Regions from separate parts of the Homo sapiens genome. Here all the other regions are linked to region 1. A link is a contact called in ENCODE Hi-C data. All regions are on one chromosome and are shown on one strand. Each heading gives the region's core, a stretch centred on a gene start or an enhancer-like site at or near the end of the contact. The rest is flanking DNA. Distances are from core to core; before and after follow the strand shown. Region 1 holds the start of SRPRB (SRP receptor subunit beta). Region 2 holds the start of CEP70 (centrosomal protein 70). Region 3 holds the start of ARMC8 (armadillo repeat containing 8).

Region 1 (3,141 bases), core at 352-2,851:
CCAAAGCGCTGGGATTAATAGCTGTGAGTCACCGGGTCCTCCCCCAGTTCCTCTCTTTTTCCTTGTCCCTGTGCATGGTGAGGTTTTGTGTGGCCCTGAGTGGTATCAAGCTAAATAACAAGCAGAGAGGGACGCTCTAAAAGAAAATAATATTTATTCTGGAATAGGCATTGCAATGGGACTACGCATGCCATAGTCAACTATGTGCATATTCAGGGGGGTGTAAAGGAAGACAAAGATTTTTAAAGAAAAAATGAGTCAGATTCCATAATTGTTTTAAGATAATTATCCTTGGCTACAAGGATCAAATGGCAAGGATGGCATCAGTACTAGGTTGGACAGGGAGTTGCTGGGTAGCCGTCCTAACAGATGTATTTTTTTGTGTGTAAGGTTGCGATGGCCTTTGTGCAAGTCTGTGGTTTTTGCAGTCTTTTGTGACAGTTTTTGTCATCAGGCATGGGTGCCTGAGAACCCTCCCTCCATGGCCTTTCACCAGCTCCATTTTTCTGATTAAAAAAAAAAATACAAGTGACTCCATTTTGATGCTGACAACTTTTTCAATGGCAATGTGGAACTGTAATAAACTTTTTTCAATCTTTCAGTGACACTGACATCTTCATGTCTCTACTCAGCCATACAATTAAATTAAATAATGTGTACATTTTAAAACAATGACAGCTGTTTAATGACAGAGACTGTGAACTGGGACCCTCTAGGCTGGCCACTTTTGGTGTTTTATTTGGGCCACAAGTTTTTGAATGCTTTCAATTACCTACAGAAAATTTCAAAAGTGGAAAATTTCCTATAAAAATCTGCCTTTATTGCTTCTCTTGAAAACTGGAAGAACCGGCCACCCAGGTCCCATAACACCTACCTGGCTGAATAGGGTCGGCCCTACTTTCAGCAGAAATACCTCCTGCAGTTTTCAACAGCCCCAGCTCTCCTGGGCGTTGATTTTCCTAGTTGCTTCCTTTAATGCAGACATTTGAGTTTGCAGCCCTAGATTGACAGTGTAGGGGCACTGAATTACTTAGGGTTCCCACATACATCGTTTCTTACACTCATTTTCTTCTGCACAGCACCTTTTTTTCCTTTAACCACTCGCAGATGCTAACTCATTCTTCAGGACTCAATTCCAATGTCCAGAAGCTTTTCTCTGAACTCATGATGGACTCCGCGTCCCATTATGTATTCCCACATCGCTCCGTACATCCATCTGTCACATCCCTTGTCACATTAAATTCAGATTAAATGTTTGTAGGATGCTTGAGTTCTTCACAAGTCTCACGTCACTTAGCGACGGTCGGGAACTCCTCAGTGGTAGTTTCGGGAGCCATTCATTCATTTTATTCATTTCATCATTCTTTCAACAGTCATAACGTAGGTGACGACGACTGACTCATCTCTTAAAAGATGTGTGTGTCCCTCGACAAATAACCTGTCTGCCCCTATCGTTCTGTAGGAGGACGGAGTCCCAGAGAACTACAACTCCCATCAAGCACTTGGGGGATCGCCGCGGCTGAGGGAGAGACTATGGCTTAGGAACCACCATTCGCGTGAGGCTCTGCTCCCCGCGCCTGCGCAGAGTGCAGGGCCACGTCGCTTTTGCTGTACCGGGGACCACGCGTCTCATCCATGGCTTCCGCGGACTCGCGCCGGGTGGCAGATGGCGGCGGTGCCGGGGGCACCTTCCAGCCCTACCTAGACACCTTGCGGCAGGAGCTGCAGCAGACGGACCCAACGCTGTTGTCAGTAGTGGTGGCGGTTCTTGCGGTGCTGCTGACGCTAGGTAAAAGGCGGCCGGTGGTCATGGCGGGTTTGGGGCGGGCAGAGGTCCGGGCTTTGGCTGCACCGCTGCAGGCCGGGGACGCGGGGCTGAGAGGGCGCCTTGAGGGCATCAGGAGGGTGAGACCCACCCAGTCTACACCCCACCCTCTCTCCTGAAGCAGCGGCAGCAGCTGGGCGTTAAGGGGGATGCCGGGCAACCCCCGGAGTTAACGTCCTGGTCCTTGGGGCGCAGATTGCTCTTCGTCATCTGCCCTGTTACGCTTGAGCGCGCTGTTCCTCGCCTTCCGCTGTTCTCACTGCAAAGACTCAGGGTCTTGACACCAACTTTCAGCCTCCCGTGTTTGCGTGCGGGCGCTGGGATACCAAGGTAGTGAGATAGCACCTGAGTCCCAGTCAGAGTAAGGACTGCAAAGAAAAGTTGACAGTTGACAGTGCCTGGCTCTCAGTGGATCCCTAACAACAGCAATAGTAACCATTATGATAAAAGTCAGTTCCAGGTGAATGAGGTGTTTCGTCACAGACTTCTGTGAATTTCCCCACCCCAGCCATGCACATATACTGATTCCCAAGGCGTAATTTTTGTTGTTTTTCTCTGTCTATTCCACAGTCTTCTGGAAGTTAATCCGGAGCAGAAGGAGCAGTCAGAGAGCTGTTCTTCTTGTTGGCCTTTGTGATTCCGGGAAAACGTTGCTCTTTGTCAGGGTAAATGATTTCATTGACACCCCTGTTAAGCTTAATAGAAAATTTTATAGATCCCAGTATTCCTGTCATCTCACGGTTTATTTTGTAAAAGAAGCTGATGCTGTTAAATTTGGAAGTTAATTCTTGACTTACTTGGGAGAACAAAAAGACTCGTAGAAACCCATAATTGAGAAATATTGGTCATTTCTCCTTTTTTTTTTCTGTTTGCCCTTGCCAGATGCTGATATTTAGTCTTTATCACATTCAAGGATTTTATTTAATTAGTTTCATTCCAGAATAGCAGAAGGCATAGAAGCTAGTGTCCTACAGTTTATAATTCCTTCGTTAACAAATTCTTAGGACAGTTTATCGAAGACACTTTTTCACAGGGTGATCCTTCTTTGACATAGTGGGCTAGTTAGGCTTCTTTTTACTAATATTTATTTTTAATACATTTAGTATTTTTAACAGTGTATTTTAATGTGGTGAATAGGAGAGGTTTTCTGCTTTTTAACTCTTCTTTTTGAGAGTATAAATTATTTCCCTTCCATTAAAGAAATACCTCCATTTTTTTTTTTTTTTTTTTTTTGAGGGAGTGTCTCACTCCAATGCCCAGGCTGGAGTGCAGTGGCGAGATCTCTGCTCATTGCAGCCTTGACCTCTGGGACTCAG
Region 2 (3,141 bases), core at 250-2,749, 4.8 Mb after region 1:
GGGGGAGGGGAGCTGACAATAAACCATGGCCAATAACTGTTCCTTCTCAACTGAATCACACCAAAATCTGTAAGCATCTTCAAAAGTATATACTTCAAATTACTGCAATAAATGAACATGTAACCCTTTCGAAGTCTCTATTCCTTATTAAATGCAAAAGCTCTATTCTAAAAATATTGCAACTTGCTGTTTAATGTTCCTAAGAAAGAGCTGAACTTACCCCAAATAGGAAAGAGTTAAAATGGAATGTCATCTCAACCAAATCATTCTGTCTCAGGAGAGGTGACATGAAGGGGCAGAACCTTGCTTTGAAGCAAAAGCTGTAGGGAAAACTCCAAGTCAGCCACCTCTTCCCCAAAAGGCGGGGCAGGGGAGGCCAGAGTCTACTTGGCAATATTTAAAGTACAAAACTCATGCAGAGGCTTGAAACCAATATGGGTAATGCCTGCACAGAGTTTAATATATTATACATATATTTTTGAGACAGAGTCTCGCTCCGTCACCCAGGCTGGAGTGCAGTGGCGCGATCTCGGCTCACAGCAACCTCCGCCTCCCGAGTTCAAGCGATTCTGCTGCCTCACCCGCCCGAGTAGCTGGGATTACAGGCGCACACCACCATGCCCAGCTAATTTTTGTATTTTTAGTAGAGACGTGGTTTCATCATGTTGGCCAGGGTGGTCTCGAACTCCTGACCTCAGGGGATCCGCCCACCTCGGCCTCCCAAAGTGCTGAGATTACAGGCGTAAGCCACTGCGCCCTGCCTGTTTAATATCATTGATTGAAAAACAAAGTGGCAGTAAAAAAGGAAACTCTGATTGGTCTCTCTGTTACAGGTGACTTAGCCTTCTGGCATTTTTCACCTTGAAAAACTCCTATTAGGCCCTGTATAAAGTCAGAGGTCTCCTGAATCCGGAATGAGGTTAATAAACTGGAGAAAGAGATACTCACCTGTGCTATTCGCCTAACCGCCCCCTTCTGCTCCGAGTCCTCACTCCCCAAACAACCTTCGCGGTTGTTTGACACAAAACTAGCGCTTCAGCCCGGGTCGATTTTGGGGGATGGAGTAATTACCTACAGCTTAAATCGAGTCTGTGCCCGACGTGATTCTAAGCTTTACTCTTACTGCCTCATTTAACCCTCACAACCACCTTGTAAGGCAAGAATTACCAGCTTTAGTATACAAATAAAGAATCGGAGGCGCTGAGACATTAAAGGAGAAGCCAAAGAACACAAAGCCTGGGGAGCTGGGACTGGAGGCAGTTTTGTCCGATCCCCAAACCCTTACGCAGGGATTTTTAATTGGCGCGACCCTGTCCCAGATGGCTCCTCCCCGACAAGGGTCAGTCTGACCACTTTTAGGCCCAGGTGAGGTCAAGTCCGGGGTACTCCGGGAAGGGGCTCACGCCGACGCCTCTGAGAGCCCCGAGAGCCACTCACCTTACTCAGTCGCCGGCCTCCCACCAGCAGCCAGCCGGGCCAGGTTAGGCTGGGATCAGCTACGTCAGGCCCCGCCTCCGCGACCGTTACCACCGCCGGGGGAGGGCGGCCAATCGAGCCCGAGCGCGTCGAGGGCCAGCCCCTCTTTGGCCTGCGAATGCCCCCAAACGATTCTCTCCAGCCTCTCCGGGAAGCTGGGTCCGCCCCGCTCCCTCCGGTTGGCTCACTACGGGGGGCGGGGCTTACCGCAAACGAAGGCGTCGGTGCGATGTGCTGGTCTCGGGCACGCTGGCGCTTCCAACGCACTCCTTGGGTGCCCTGTCACTTACATGGAGGCTTATTTGCCCGGAAGACGTCAGAAATACTTGTGGCCGTGGGTGAAAGTGAAGCCTGGGTTACCTGGCCACCAGAGACTGCCCTCTCTCTCGCCCCCTACCCCGCCGCGACTACGAGCCCTTGCTGGGGTACGGGTCAGCATGTTCTCGATGTTCCAGACCTGAATGACCACTGTAGCAGCTGACATTTGGAGGACCCCAATAAATATTTGTTGACGACAGTTCATCTTCCCATTCAGCATTTTCCACATCTCGACGAAGCGTCAGGCCCTACCTGAGGCTGTAGCTGTCCACCATTGTCATTGTATCTTATAGCCACATGGTGTCGCTGTTGACAACTTGTCTTTTCAAATCAGTCAAATGATGTAGGTCTGTGTTACAGTCAAATGTTGCAACAGACTGTGTTGCAGTCAAATGATGCAGGTCCCACAGTAGCCAACAGGGATGTCCCATCTAGGGCATCAGCCAAGGGTCTCTCATCAGGAGATCCAAGGGCTCTTGGAGCTCAATACTTTCAGACCCTTCTTAGCCTTCTTCCAGGCAGCTGGGACTACACTTAGGTTTGATCTCTGTGTTTGCCCCATGCAAACATGTCCCTACCCCAACCTACGCCTACCCACTGTGCTTTCCATACCTGGATATTCACTCTAACGACGGTTAGCAGATTGCATTTTCAGTTCTCAAAATGCAAATAGTCTCAGTGCTTCCCTTTTCCAAGATAATAGGGTGCCCTTGCATACTCTTCTGAGAATGGCTGCCCTAATTGTAGAGGCCAAACATCTTTGAGTCAGTTATTATTATTTTGGATGCACGTGATATAGAATCTGAGTTAAACTGTCTTCCTAAAAAATAAAGAAGTTGCTTATCTCGCATAACAGAAAGCTCAGAGGCAAGGGAGACTTTGATTAATTCAGTGGCTAAGCAAGTTAACAAGGACCCAGTTGCTATTAGTCTCTGCTTTGTTGTAAAAAAAAAAAAGGGTAGACTTCAAATTCATACTAACGTGATTTTCCAGATGTCTACTTGGAGAAATCAGGACCACATACTTTCTTTTTCATCTAAAACCTTTCCTTCTGGTTTTTTGAGCCAATAAGTTCACACAGGCACACACTCTTCCTCTTTACCAGTAACTGCCTGGGAAATGTACAGACAGCTTAAGCCTGGGTTCCAGAAGTGAAAAGGAGCTATGACAATTGGAATTGGCAATGGTGTCAGTGCTCTTTGAGTCACATGAGTTGCAAGGTGGAGACATGGCTATTTGAATAAAACTGGAGACCTGTAAAGGAGAAGAGGAAAATGGATGCTAGATGGATGATCACCAGTATCTTTCACAGTCTTCAAAGCACAAGAAGGCTGATTCCTCTCTATT
Region 3 (3,141 bases), core at 252-2,751, 4.4 Mb after region 1:
AAGGCATGGGGGAAAGGGTATCTAACCCATGCCTGGGGGAGACAATTCCTGGAGGATGTATTGCTTGAGCTAATGGATGGAGTGTGGATCAAATACAGTTATAATGACTCTATATACTATGTATTAGGGTTATGTTCTGCCCCATTGCAGTATGCAGTACATGATGTGATTTTAGGTGGTCCATGGATGGACATTTAAACTTTTTGTAGTTAATGTGTACTAGAATAAAAATAAGGAGCACAACAAACTTGATTTCACAGAGTATTATGGTTTAGGATAAAGCCAAAAATTTTTAATGAGTTGAAATTGGCTTTAAATAAAAATATTGAATGAATAATAATACCTAGGTGCAGATTGGCAAAGATTGTGTAGGTGGTGTACAGATTACCCAAGTTTCAGAAATAGTATTATAGCAGAAGGACTACCTAAAATAAAATTCCTGCCTTCCAGGAATTCAACAGTTTGTTAAGGAACACAGACCCATAAGCAGGGGTGGTAAATGCTACACTAAATTTGGAAACCAAGTACAGGAGGAAGACAGGAAAACAGTGAGGAGCAGAGTGCGGGAGAGGCTACCAGCTACAAGACCAGTTGGAAGGCTATTGCTGTAGTCCAGGGGAGAGGTTACAAGAGCCTGAATTAGGGTGTGGCTATAGAAATGGAAGGAATACAAGTAATGTTAACAGGCCAATTGCAACCATACTGTGAAAACCTTACTGGTTGCAAGCAGTACGAAGGTGAAACTTATCCAACCAAGTCAAGGGCAGTGTTGCACACACACACACACACACACACAAAGTAGTAGGACAGCTGAATTAATCAAGTATAATTGAAAGCATACTTTTATTTAGCTTCGGTTATGAGAGTGTTTTAGTGCGAAATATTTAGATATTTGCCCCCATTTTCCCCACTTAACTCAGAAGCTGGAGAAATGTTAACACATATTGTATAACGCTTTCTATGTTCTAGGTTTTTTCTGAGAGCTTCACGTTTGTTGACTCCTCTATCCTCATTAACCTTTATTTTATAGATGAGGAAACTCAAACAGAAGGTTAGATAACTTGCCCAGGGTAAAGCAGCTGATAAATCAAGTAGCTAGGAAGAAACCCAAGCATTCTGGCTATTCTTAACACTACACCAGAATAAACGGGGCCGGCACACAACGCTAAGGCAAGTCACGTATCTGTATCGGATCGTGAAACAATCACTCTTACGGTTGGCAAAGGTTCTGGGATCGCAATTTCCCCACCTATAAAATGGAGATAACGACGCCGGGAGTTTGGTGCAGAGAGAGAGAATGAATATGAAAGTGAACTTCAAACTATGTATGTGGCTCCACGTACTACTTTTTCCAAATATGAATACTGGAATCCATAAACTGCAATTTATCAGTCCGTAAAACTCGTAGCGTCAGGGCGAGACTCCGCCTCTGGGGCCCCGCCCACCGCGAGCGGCAGGTGGGGCCGGCAGATCTTCTTTGCGCATGCGGAAACCGCTGCCCGCTTCCACCTCTAACCCAGGCTCAGAGTAGCTGCTGTTTCTGAGAGAACGATTCGTAGGACAGCCCCTGACGCCATTCCCTTTTGCCCTTCTTTCTGCGGGCCTTTCCGGTACTTGAGCGGTGTCCAGAGCGTGGCCAGTTCTCGTCTATCTGGCTGCCTTTAGGGAGCGGTGCCTAGCGTTGGCCAATAGTTGGCTGTCGAAAGTGCCGGCCCCCGCGCCGGCGCCTGCAGCAGCCGGGTGGGAAGGCTCAAGATGGCGTGCTTGTTGGAGACCCCAATCCGCATGAGCGTCCTTTCGGTGAGTGACCCGCCGCGGCCGCCCGCCCGCCCTCCAGGAAGCCTCATCCCGGTCTCCACCATTCCCCCAAGCGTGGTGTGCCTCCTGGGCACCACCCCCTGGGGTGGACCCCGGCTCAGTCTCGGGCCAGGGAGTGAGCGAGGGTGGAGAGGCGGGATAGACGGGCAGAGGGGACCGCGGCCGAGCCAAAGACGTTTCCAACTCCGGGAGCTCCCGCCGGTGCGGGTTCCCAGGATGGCGTCTGGCAGGCGGGGTGGCTGGGCTTATAGACAACTGGCTGGGCGGCGCGGCTTGGACTTTGCCAAGCGTTTCACTGAGCCTTCCTTTTAGCGATGCCGCTTCCCGGGGGCCGAACGCTCTGCCTTGTGAAGCGCCGGGCTTGCAGCCGGCCTGAGAACGAGCGCCCACTCAGCTCTCCCGGGCTTTGGCAAGAAGAGGTGCAGGCTCCTTGGCCCCCATTTCCTCAGAGCTGCCAGGCCAAGTCTGTGCGGCTTCTATCGCGTCCCAGCACCTGGGCACCGGCTGAAGCAGTTTGCTTTTTGGCAATGGTGATTCGTATCAGCTGCAACTCTTCCTAGTGTGTGTGGTTTTTTAAGCCCCTTTCCTCCGCTCTGCTCAGAGGTCGCGGCTCTGAGTCAGAGGAACTCTATGTTCCCTGTGCCTGGTATTCCGTTTTTCTTTAAGGGGAGTCAAACATTGAAGGGGGGAAAAGGGGGTGAGATTTATTTCCCCATTGTTGAAAGAAGGGAACGTATTGACATGCCAGGAAGTAAAACCTGTTTTTTTTTTTTTTAAAAAAAGTTTTTTTAAAGAAAAAGACGACTTTCACCTTTCACTATGTTGCTCTTGAACCAGGACCAGGAATGAAAGTTACTGGGAGATAACTTCGAAGGATTTTGCAACAAATTCGAGCTGTCCGACTCTGAGAATGGTCAGTTTACCAATGGTTCATTTGCTATTGTTGGAAACAAGCAGGCAAATACTGATTGACCATCTTTTAGACTTGTGGAAGCCAGTCTGATACTGAGAGGGTAGTTGGATTATAAATGACTTGTCGGGTTCCTAGAGTCTTGTAACTACAACCGGTTTCTTTTCTCTTCTCTGACTTGTCCCACAAACAAACTCACCTATCTGAAAACACCTAGGACATTTGCTTATGATTCAGGGTTAGAGCAGTGTGGCAGACCTCAACCTTGAAAAGGCTTAAGTTGTCAATACAATAATAATTTTGTGAGGCTGTCAACAGATTTTTCCCCTGATCCATTTTAGCAGTCATTTTTTCTTATTTTTAAACTGCAACTAAGGAAATACTGTTTACCTAAGTATTAGATCAGATTAGCC

The links. A loop is a pair of places that touch in the nucleus more often than their neighbours do. Pooled maps may share reads with other maps.
Region 2: a loop to region 1 is called in a pooled map, with 10 times the contacts of the local background. The contact joins the promoter of CEP70 here to the promoter of SRPRB in region 1. A Hi-C loop is called at or near these places in 4 of 50 pooled maps.
Region 3: a map of CD8-positive, alpha-beta T cell shows a loop between it and region 1 (10-fold over the local background). The contact joins the promoter of ARMC8 here to the promoter of SRPRB in region 1. A Hi-C loop is called at or near these places in 2 of 168 maps with a recorded cell type or tissue (CD4-positive, alpha-beta memory T cell and CD8-positive, alpha-beta T cell) and 6 of 50 pooled maps.

What each region holds. Positions count from the first base shown.
Region 1 is chr3:133,804,214-133,807,354 of GRCh38, forward strand. It overlaps SRPRB (SRP receptor subunit beta), which reads left to right and starts at 1,602. Exons shown (of 7, transcript NM_001379313.1): 1 at 1,602-1,789; 2 at 2,396-2,490. The coding sequence starts at 1,636. LOC105374116 (a long non-coding RNA gene) reads right to left here and starts at 1,270. Exons shown (of 3, transcript XR_924513.3): 1 at 875-1,270. RefSeq lists enhancers at 1,254-1,363, 1,454-1,513, 1,654-1,863, 1,974-2,023, 2,054-2,163.
Region 2 is chr3:138,592,761-138,595,901 of GRCh38, forward strand. CEP70 (centrosomal protein 70) reads right to left here and starts at 1,500. Exons shown (of 18, transcript NM_024491.4): 1 at 1,438-1,500. RefSeq lists an enhancer at 1,705-1,764.
Region 3 is chr3:138,185,800-138,188,940 of GRCh38, forward strand. ARMC8 (armadillo repeat containing 8) reads left to right here and starts at 1,502. Exons shown (of 22, transcript NM_001363941.2): 1 at 1,502-1,800. The coding sequence starts at 1,756.